Regions from separate parts of the Mus musculus genome. Here region 1 is linked to region 2. The links are chromatin loops, found by intact Hi-C in ENCODE. Cell type or tissue: gastrocnemius. All regions are shown on one strand. Each heading gives the region's core, and the rest is flanking DNA. Links, peaks and the distances in the headings are about the cores only.

Region 1 (5,376 bases), core at 93-5,092, 66 kb before region 2:
ATAAAATAATAAAATCTGGTTGGAAGACAGACATGGTAGTATATACTTGTAGTCTTAGCACTTGTGAAACTGAAGCAGGAGGATTGCTGAAAATTCAATGTAAGCCAAGGCTACACAGAGTGAGTTCAAGGCTGGTTGGCCTGAGCCTATCTAATAAAAACCAAACAAAAAAAATTAACAGAAAAGATTTTTGGTAGGAAAAAAAAAGATGTAAAGTAGGTTGCAGAAAAGAATTAAAAAAAAAATCACCCTTCATTATTTAGAAAAGCAAAGAGTTTAAAAACTTTAAAAACATTTTTATTATCAAATTAGTATTTTTAATATTTTATTCTGAGAATTTCATACATGTATACAAGGTATTTGTATCATCATAATATCCTTCCCATCTAAGCACCACACCCTCACCCCCAAGTAATATTTATAATAGGCTTAGTATTGATAGCTATGAGATTATAAAAGCGTTATTTACTTTCTAGATCGCAGTAAATTAGCTCTGGATTAGTTCAAACTAAGATGAAACAAGTTTATAATTTAGTTAGCATGATATTCAACATCTTGGACTGTTTAGAAACTCTTTTTGGTTGGCTTGCATTCTCAGATCAGCAGCAGAACAGCCTAGAATACTCAGCTCTTCATTCTCTCACACCGTAAGCATCTTTAACGGACTTTATAATCAATTATCAGTAAAAGATAGGAAAGCTGGCAGAGGAATGTCAAGCTTTTATGAACTACTTACTCATGGCTAGAAATACACAAGTTAAAAGGTCTCCAGTGCTACCTGATAAAAGGCTTCCCACAAGTGTAGCTGGTATTTGTAAAATGGTATTTTTTGATGATTGTGGATGTGTGACAGTTGATCTGGTTTTATTTGTGAGACGAGATCCCACAATAACCTAGTCTGACCTAGAATTTACTTTGTAGCCCAGGCTGAACTGAAGTCTATGTTCTCTTGCCTCAAGCTCCTGAATAGAGGGATCATAAGCGTATACCATAATTCCCAACAAGTATGGAAGAATGTTTACTATCGCATAAGTATCCCAAAGAATTGTGTTCATTATAGTAGATAAATAAATATCAATGATTATTGTAAATGTGACTTTAAACTACAATTTTAGGTGGTTTAAGGAATCTAAGTAATTAGACATACTGTTGCATACCTGTAATTCCAGCTCATAGAAGTTTGAGGCCTGAACTTAGAAAACCCTATCTCAAAAAGAAAACAAACAGGAGACTTGGGGGAAGGGCCCTCCCTGTACTCACCCCCATCCCAAAGCAAATCCCTGGAGCTCACTGGCTTAGCCAGGTTACATGAATCAGTGAGCCCCACCTTCAGTAAGGAAGACACCCAAGGTCAACCTCTGACCTCAGATCCACACACACAAACACACACCCCTCAAAGAAAAGAAACAGAAATGTGCTAAACTAATGCACTAGTAGAGTGGTTAGAGGCCAGGAAGGGCCACACCATTTCCAAACTTTCTGGTGAAAAGTATCTAGGAAAAAGAACCACTTATTCTTAGACCCTTTTAAATTGATTTCCATAATGTCTAAAAATGATACAGGAACTGCCAAATCTGAAAATACAGGCACAGATCAAACCTGCCAGGAACCCATTCACAGACAATGTTAGAGAAGACGTGATGGATGACACAGGAAAGGGCAGTTACATTCTAGAAATCTTCAATAGGATAGTCTGGAGCCCTGGTCTGTGGGCAGACAGCCTTTTCCATCCTCTGTGTGTGTGTGCCTGTCTGTCTGATAAAGCACTAGGCCAATAAAACTTAGAAATAAAAAACTTAATACGAAAGAGACAAGAGTCTTCTTGATTTATTCTAAAGACTACATCTAACAAGAGTAAAAGAGGTCCTCACAGGCCAGGGAAAGTGAAAGAGGGCAAAACTAGAGGAGACCCAGAGTGCAGCGGGCAAGTGACTGAGCTGCTGTGTGAGTGAGCTACCATCTTCTCTGCCAGAGAATAACAGCTCCATGAACACACTTCTAGCACAGACTAAATAATACCCTCTGCCTAAAAAGCCTGCTGTTTCAGAATTAAACATTGGTTTTGATCTGTATCTACAAAAGCAATTAATTACAAAATCTCAAAACCTTAATAATATACACTTTTCTTAAGGTTAATTTAATAGAAGAAAAAAAGGCCCAATAAAATGAGAACAGAAACCTAACAACGGGTGGGGATATAATATAGCCCAGTAGTAGAGGCTTTGTCTGGCATTCTCAAGATGGCAGGTTTGATCCCCAGAATACAACCAAGTACAATTAAAATGAACTAATCATGAAATTTCATGTTAGCTTTGAGTACTGTCTTTTTCCTCCACTTTCTTTTGGGGGTGGGTGAGTGAGTGGGGTGGTGAGACAGGGCTCACTATGTAGCTCTGGCTGTCCTGGAACTTACTATGTAGACCAAACTGGCCTTGAACTCTGTCTCCCAAGTACTGGGATCTAAAAGGTGTGCACTACTATGCCTGGCAAAACATATTCTATGTGTACTTGCATGAATTCAGGCATACCATATGTACGCAGGAGCCTGTGGAAACCAGAAGGAATCCGTTTCCAGGAACTGGAGTTATTTCAAGTTAAGAGCCACATGGGCGCTGGAAGCCAAACCTGGGTTGTCTATATGCACAGTAAGCGCTCTCAACTGATGAGCCATCTCGACAGACTAAAGGAAGAAGCAGTGGCTGAGGAATCTAACTGGCATGAAGTGGAGATCAAAGGATCCAATTCCATCGCTGGTAGAGGTAACTACTATCAACTATTTTCTTTTTGGCTTTCTCTAAGGACTCAGATGCACTTGCTCTGTGGGATAAACAAGCAGAAAGGGGGCACAGGAAGTGGTGTAGGGCTACTTTACAATTCATCAAAATAAGAGCACCTGCACTGCTTTTCTATAGGAACTCTGACAGTTCGCCAACTCTTTCCTAGCTCTTACTTCAAAAATGGACAAATTGGTCAGATACCACCAGCAGCTTGCAGGGAATAAATCACTTTGGGTCAGCGGTAGGTTAGGCACTATGCTGCACTTCCCAGCGTGCTAGGAGATTTTACTGCCAAGCCGCTCAGGCCCCTCCTCCTCAGCTAGACAGCCTGGCTCCTTTGCATTCCCCTCAGGAGATCGGGTGGAAGTACATAGCTCCACTTTGTAAGGCATAGAGGGCAGCTGAAAGTCCTGCCTGGCCTCTCTGAGCAACCACAGGCGCCAATAAATCAGCCACAGGCGATTCTCTCACCCCCTTCCTGGGGAGCAAGATGTAATGCGAAAGAGCACTGACTAGGCTTGGAAGATAAGTGATTGAGACTCACATTCCTTTGCCAACTACTCTTGTCACCACAGTCAGGTATACCTCTCTGGCTCACTCACTTCTGCCGACTTAAAACATATTTATAACAAGACAATACTACCCTTTTAGGGAATTCAGTTATTAAAACTGCCGGCAAAGGTTAGCACACAAAACTAAACCTGACTGGAAACTCCTTACAGCTTATTATAGTACTGGGCATGACAGTCTAGTGTGTGGTGGGGTAGGTGGGGGTCTTCTTGCTGACCACCCAGGATGTCTCATTGCTCCCTAACTGAATCCCAGCCATCTTGACTATTTCACACCTACTCATCCCACCCCCAAGTCAGGCAGTGGCTATGTACCTATATCTAGGTTGCTTCAAGAATGATGCCTAAACCTAAGGCCGAGACACGTGGCCAGACCAGGGGGCATACACTCTTAGTTCCTGCGAGTGAGAGCCCGACCTAAGATCCATTGCTACTTCTACACTAGCCTGGGCTATCAACTTGAGAAGTCCTGTAAACCTGATGTAATTTTAATCACTTCTGGAGTATACACTGTCCAAAGCAGGATAAACTGGCACTGCAGTCCTGAGGCTAATTATGAAAGGTGCAGAAACTTTGATCGGGCAACACTCTGCTTCTTAGGCCGGGTGTTAGCTGTGAAATGAGGGATGGACTCGATATTTAAGGTCCTTTTCAGCTGAAAAACTCTGATTCTAAGATGTACTTCAATTCTGTCAATCGACAGCTCTGCAGCTTTTGAAGGACTTGCTGGAGTCCCTCGAGGAAGAAGGCCAACTTTAATCCCTTAGAGGGAGATGGGAGTTAATTTATAAAACACACAACACTAGCTGCTATCAGGTTCCAGGTACAGCGCAGTGCGTTACCTAAGCAACTGATAACGGCTTGATTCCTCCAAATGAGTGCTAGGGAGACGATGATATAAGATGGGGGCCAGAATTCAAAATGAAAAACCACTGGGCTAAGAGAAAAATTAATTATTAGGGTAGGGGGCTACTTGCCCTAGATGCTAGGTACTCACAAACTGGATGGGGGAGGGGAGAGTGAGGGCTGCGCAGCCCGATCTGGACACCCGCCCACTTGCTAGAGCCTGGAGGCCTGACGCGGCCGCCCAGGACCCGGCTGACACAGACGGATTGAGGCTTCTGCGCCCGCTCGGAGCCCGGCCCGCAGCGGGAATGGGCTCTAAGGCTGTGCGGCAATCGCGCGCGCCATCCCGCCCGCGTTAGGCCCCGGCGGCCCACGGCCAGGGGCGGCTCCGCGCGCCCAGCACTCGCTCGCCGTTGCTAATGTCCTCCTTGGGCCCTGACTGACATCTCCAACGGACCAAAAACAGCACCCCTCTCCCCGGCTACTTGCATCTGTCCCGCGACGGGTGCAGCTGCAGCCGCCGCCCGGGCGGCTCGCGGCGGGAGGGACTGAGCCCGGAGCAGCCCACAGGGGCAGGGCCGCGTTGCTTACCCAGACTCCGCCGCGGCGGCGGACTGGCGGGCGGGCTTCTCTGTGCGGGAGGGGCGGGCTCCCGCGCGGCGCACACCACGCGGCTGCGCCCGCTCACGCACCCGGCGGGCTGCTCTCGCGCGGCTTCCCGCGCCCGGCCCACGTGACCGGACTGCCGGGAAGCGAGCGGCACCCCGGCTAGTGTGCGTGCCTGCCTGCGTGCGTGCGTGCGTGCGCGCGCGCCTGCCTGCCCGCCCGAGTGGCCAAGGCGGGGGTCGGCCCCGCGCTCCGGGCGCGCCTCTGCCACGGTCCCCAGTCGTGACTGGAGGCGGAAGTGTGGGGACAAGTTCGAGCGTCACTGGCTCCCCACACGTCTTGGCGTGACCTGGGAACTTTCCCCGGCGTGTGCAAAAAAAAAAAAAAAAAAAAAACCCAAAAAACAAAAAAAAACCACGGGTGCCCCCTCGGCCCTGGGTGGGGACGGGCAAGGATGCACCGGCGTCTGGCGCGGGAGGGGGACGAGGGCGCGGGGCAGGCAGCCACATGCGGCGGGAGCCAGGGAGGGAGGCGGGCCGGGCGGGGCATGGCGGGGGAAGTGACTCAGGCCCGAGGCT
Region 2 (5,376 bases), core at 199-5,198:
CTCTAATGGCCTCCTCAATTCAGAGGAGTGCTCAGCAGGCACATATAGCTAGTGACTTCAACATGGAACCGTGCAGCGCTCTCTCGCTCCGTCTCCCTTTCTCTCTCTCCCTCTCTCTCATTTTTTTTTAAATGCTTACAAAATTCATGCTAAAAAGTTTGTAAGAGTTTGGTAACAAAAAGCTAAATTGTTAGTGGTTTTGTTTTTGTTTTTGTTTTTTTTAAGTAGATTTAGCTGGGGGGAGAACGTCCGTAGAAAACTTAACTGCACTGTTAGGCAGCAGTGGCTGAAAGACAAACTCTGGGAACTTGGAGCCCAGAACACAACACTGCCTCCTAGGCTAGGTGACCTTTCACAAGCTGTGGAACTTTCCAAGTGCCCAGGCTGTTCTGTTCTCCCCTCTGTGGGATTTCACTGTTAGGAATGCTGAGGAGGGCCATTGATTTGTTGCTACAGAATGTTTTTAAAATAGAAAACCCCGTATCTGACCAAGCCATTGGAGAAACAGTTTGTGAACTGATAGATGACCCTGGATAGCAGTTTTGTAATACTTCTGACACTGCTGTCCCTGCGATGCCACCAGGAGATTCGCAAAGTGAGTGTTATTTCAGGGTGGCATTTCCCAGCAGGGCAGCCAGAACACGAAGCGTTTCTATGACAGCATCCACAGCTGAGGCCAACTGTGGCTTACAACACTTGAGGAGCCTCAGAGTCCCAAGCTGGGCTCAGTGAGTTTGTCCAGCTCTTTGGCTGGTTTTGTTCTCCCATTTCTTTTAACTCTGAGGCTCATTACTGATCTAGCAAAGACATTTCTTTTACATATTAGCTTATAAGTTATAGAGAAGAAAGGTCTCCCAGCTAGTTTTTAAATGCACTGAAAACTAACCAGAACACAGCCAAATAGGAAAACAAAGCAGCCCAAATCTTCGATTATGGGTTCTGAACATCATGACAACTTTTCATTTTTCAAGTGTCTGGAAATCAGTCGTTTTATAACAGAGTTAAATATAGACTGTGTTAGGGTGTTTGCACAGAGGAAAAGAATTGATTTCAGTCCTGCAAAGTCAGTAACTGCCAAGCCCTTACGTCATAACTGGCTGCGTGCGAGCTTTCCTCTCATGCCACTTGTGTTTGTGGATTTTGAACATTACCTGTTTCTCTGATAGATAAATAATATCTGTAGGTCAGCTGGTGCTTGCCTTTGATCCCAGGACTTGGGAAACATTGGCAGGTGGATATTTATGAGTTTGAGGCCAGCTTCATCTACATAGTACGTTCCAGGGCAACCAGGGCTACATAGTGAGACACTCTGTCTCAATAATAATAATAATAGTTGTTATTTATTTTATATATTAATTTGTTACTTGTTATATATTTATTATAAAATTGTTATTGTGTATTGAATTTGGTGGTTTTGAGATGGTCTTATTTAGTTCAGTATGGCCTTATGATCAATATATCTCTGAGGTTGATCTTGAACTCCTGATCCTCCTGCCTAGTCTGTCAAGTCCTGGGATTGTGGGTGTGTGCTACCATGCCTAGCTCAGATTTTCAGAACTGAATATCTTTTTGTTTTGTTTTGTTTTTTAGAACAGTGTGTTTTCATTCACAAAATTTCTCCGTCTGACTTTGGATAATGCTTTTTAAAGAATAAATTTCTAAGAGGGATCAAAACGTACAATCACTTCTATGTCTCTTTAAATTCCCTTTCAAATGTTTTTTTGTTCTCATAGAATTATGCCAACTTCATTTTGGCAGCAATGTGTGTGATATTTCACTTTCCACAAGATTGTCAGTGTCGCAGTTTTCATTTTAGGTGAAGCTAGGGGTCGAACGCACGGTCCTGTGCACAAACTGCATCCCTACCCCTTCGCGTGCTAAGGACTGTGTTTGTCAGTTCAGGTGAACCTCTCACTGGATCAACTGTCTGAAGAATGTTTAAGGGTGGGGGATGTAGCTTAGTTGGTAGAGTGCTTGCTTAATACACACAAAGCCATCATGGTGGTTCAGTCTGTAATCCCAGCACTTGGGAGGTGGAGGCAGAGAGAGCAGATTCACAGGTGTTCATAGTGGTCCTCAGCTACACAGTAGGTTCAAGGCCAGCCTGGGCTACATGATGCTCAGTCTCCTCTACTCCCACACATAAATTTTAGAAGCAATGGGCAGAACTGAAGACACGTGTCCTAAATCCTAGAGGGGATGGTTTTCAGGCTCGGCACATGGGTGGGAACAGATGGGCTCTGCCTGGAATTCTGGGATTTTGTGTTTTTCCTTTGTGCTTTGGCTTCATGGCTTCCCCTTTTCTTCCCACTTTCAACAGGGTTTTATAAACGATTTATTGATCTTAATAGTGTGTAGGTGTGTATGTCTGCATGGCGGTATGTGCACGTGAGTGCAGGCACTCTAGGAGGCCAGTTACAGGTCAGATGTCACATGGGTGCTGGGAACTGAACTCAGGTCCTCTGGAAGAACAGCAACTGCTCTTAACTACTGATACATACATCTCTCCAGCCCTAGGTTCTTTTTTTGTTGTTGTTGTTTTTGTTAATTAAAAAAGTGTGTGTGTGTGTGTGTGTGTGTGTGTGTGTGTGTGTGTGTGTACATACAAAGGTTAGAGGACAATTCTATTCTCCACCATGTAGGTCCCAGGGATTGAACTAATGTCATCAGGTTTGACGGCAGGCACCAGCCCAACACACAGGTTCCTGATGTATATTTCTAGGTGAATCCCCAGTGCCCAGCTTCATAATCACTAGGAATGATTGTTTTAATTTTTCTGGACTCTCTCTGGAATCTCGGAGAGAGATTCACACTGGGAATCTGTACTTTAAGCAAGTACCTCAGGATAGTTTTCCTTTATAATTGAGTAAAGGTTGAGAATCCTGTCCAGAGTGATTTTGTTTTATTTGTTTGCTTGTTTGTTTGTTTGTTTGCTTGTTTTTTCCAGTCAGGGTTTCTCTGTGTAGCCTTGGCTGTCCTGGAACTCACCCTTTAGACCAGGCTGGCCTCGAACTCAGAAATCTGCCTGCCTCTGCCTCCCAAGTCTCAGGATTAAAGACATGTGCCACGACTGCCTAGCTGTCCCACTTTTTTTTTTTTTTTTTTTTAGGTTTTTTTCGAGACAGGGTTTCTCTGTGTAGCCCTGGCTGTCCTGGAACTCACTTTGTAGAACAGGCTGGCCTCGAGCTCAGAAATCCGCCTGCCTCTGCCTCTGGAGTGCTGGGATTAAAGGCGTGTGCCACCACCGCCTGGCTTAAGCCCCACTTTGATGGCTGTTTGGTTTGGTTTCTATAGCATAAAAGGATTAGCTAGTGGCACCTCTGAGAAAGAAGGGTAAGGGGTATTTGAAGAAGTCTGGGAGGCAGGCACTAGGACTTGGTCTGCAGGCTGCTGGTTGAATGTAGAAGCTGTGTTTGGACTAAGTAACATCTGGACACTTCAAGCTGGAGCCCACTTTCTTTATTGCAGAAGCTCATTTTACTCCAGCGACTCACGAGCTTTGGATGACCCGAGATAACACTGCCTTTCAAAGGCCCATGGCATCCTTAAACTCATCCCTCTCCATTCAGACATGTCTTCATATAGGATTTTTTTGTGTAGCCTGGCTGTCCTAGAAGTCGATCTGTAGCCGAGGTTGGCCTTAAACTCACAGAGATCCACCTCCCTCTGCCTCCCAAGAGCTAGGATCAAAGGTGTCTGCCACCACCAGCCTGCTATGTCTTTATATAGTTGGTGTAGCTTCAAAGGGGGCAGCACTTCGTCACTACTGAGAGCACATTCCATTTGCTTTCCAGTGACACTTGACAGCATTGTCAACAGTATTGCTTCTACCGTGTTGCAAACACTTAACATTAGGCTGCAGACCTGCTGTCGCCTAAGATCAAGCATCTTTTACAAAGTTCATTTGCGATTCAATCAGAGCTGGACTGCGCTTTCATACACTTGATGCCAAAATCCACAGAGTACTGACCAGCGAATGGTTCCCTACCAACTGGAGCTGAGCTCGGAACTGGAAGCAGCCTGCGTTCAGACACAGAACCCCTCAACTTAATAGCAGCATCGGGGGCCCTGGGGAAAGCTGAGGTGGCAAAGAGTCTCCACTGCGCTTTAGGAATCGGCAGAAATGGGAAAGCCACCAGACACCCCAGCAGCCAGCTCAGATAACTTGTTACTTGAGAGTTCTCTAGGAATTAGGCTCCAATGTGAATGTAGCTGAGGATGCATACAGAGCATAGAGTCTAAGGATCTCTATACGAGTGACATTCCCCCTTGAACTAGAGATGCTGAATCCAATGGATAATAGTCATTAAATGACTTTGAGGGGTCACAGAGGTGGCTCTGCAGATAAGAGCACTGGCTGCTCTTCTAGAGGTCCAGGGGTCAGGTCCAGTCCCCACGTGGTGGCTCACAACTCTCCATGACTCCTGGACCCTTTTCTGCTTATGTGGGCACCAGGCACCTAACACATGTAGGCAAAACACCCATGCAAACCAAGTAAAAATAAATATATCCTTTTTTAAAAGAGAACGGGAGATTTTGAGTGTGGGGTAAAAATGGAGTCCCTTGTCCCGCCCTCCATAGGGCTAGGGCCACTCATGGAGGCGGATGCTGGAAGTTTGACTGCACCGTGGACCCCACGCCGCTGCAGGGCGGTGAGAAGTCGCAGGACTCCACTGGGGGGAAGGGGAGGCGCAGTCTGGGGTCCCCTCGGAGCTGGCAGAATTGGCTAAGGGGTCCTGGACCGCACGGAGGCGGTTCTCAGGCTCTCGGACATCCCAGACTCCGCTGTCTGCTGCGGAAGAGCTGAGATCAGAGTGTGTGCCCGCAGGAGGGCTCTGACCCAGGCAGAAGGGAAAAGGGCAGGAGGAGAGTGCTCGGGCTGGATGCTCTGGGGAGGAGCCTTGTGCTGCTCACACAGGTGACTTGGGTTGGCTGGCACTGGAGTTTAGATGTGTGTGCTCCATTGCTCTAGTATGGCTGGTCCTGGTGAGAAGAGGCAGTCCATGGTTTTAAAGCGTTTATTGTAGAAAGACAGAGAGAGGGAAAAAAGTAGAGTAGAGGCCGGCCATGGCCACGTGGAGAGAGGGAGGAAGGGAATTGGGGGGGGGGGGGAAGCAAGGGAGCAACAGTAAGAGCAAGGGAATAAGTGGGAGGGGGAACAGCCCCTTTTATAGTGGGCTGGGCTTACCTGGCTATTGCCAGGTAACTGTGGGGAGGAGCATACCTGGCTGTTACCAGGTAACTGTGGGAGTGGCGTCTGGAGAGCCTATGTGACTGATGGCCACAAAATTATGGAGCTGGGTCCTCGTGTCAGGAGCCTAGTGTCTGGGAGCATGGCAAACGGGCCTATCGTCCCTTGCAGATTAGTCTGCTGGG

The links. A loop is a pair of places that touch in the nucleus more often than their neighbours do. Peaks named below come from ENCODE experiments on the same cell type or tissue, not always from the same donor. Only the 100,000 strongest peaks of a DNase experiment are listed, where the experiment ranks them.
Region 1: it touches region 2 in a loop (5-fold over the local background); 1 of 42 quality-filtered maps calls a loop at or near these places.

Annotation. Positions count from the first base shown.
Region 1 is chr12:76,364,657-76,370,032 of GRCm38, forward strand. Zbtb25 (zinc finger and BTB domain containing 25) reads right to left here and starts at 4,904. Exons shown (of 3, transcript NM_028356.2): 1 at 4,784-4,904. In gastrocnemius, for the core only: no CTCF peak of the experiment used is centred there; DNase peaks (open chromatin) are centred at 2,573, 3,093, 4,439 and 4,917; H3K4me3 peaks cover 2,613 bases; H3K27ac peaks cover 3,231 bases.
Region 2 is chr12:76,430,548-76,435,923 of GRCm38, forward strand. All of the region lies in intron 6 of Ppp1r36 (protein phosphatase 1, regulatory subunit 36), which reads left to right. Among named protein-coding and RNA genes, the nearest start is that of Gm10451, 11 kb to the right of the region's middle. In gastrocnemius, for the core only: no CTCF peak of the experiment used is centred there; no DNase peak of the experiment used is centred there; H3K4me3 peaks cover 842 bases; H3K27ac peaks cover 1,093 bases.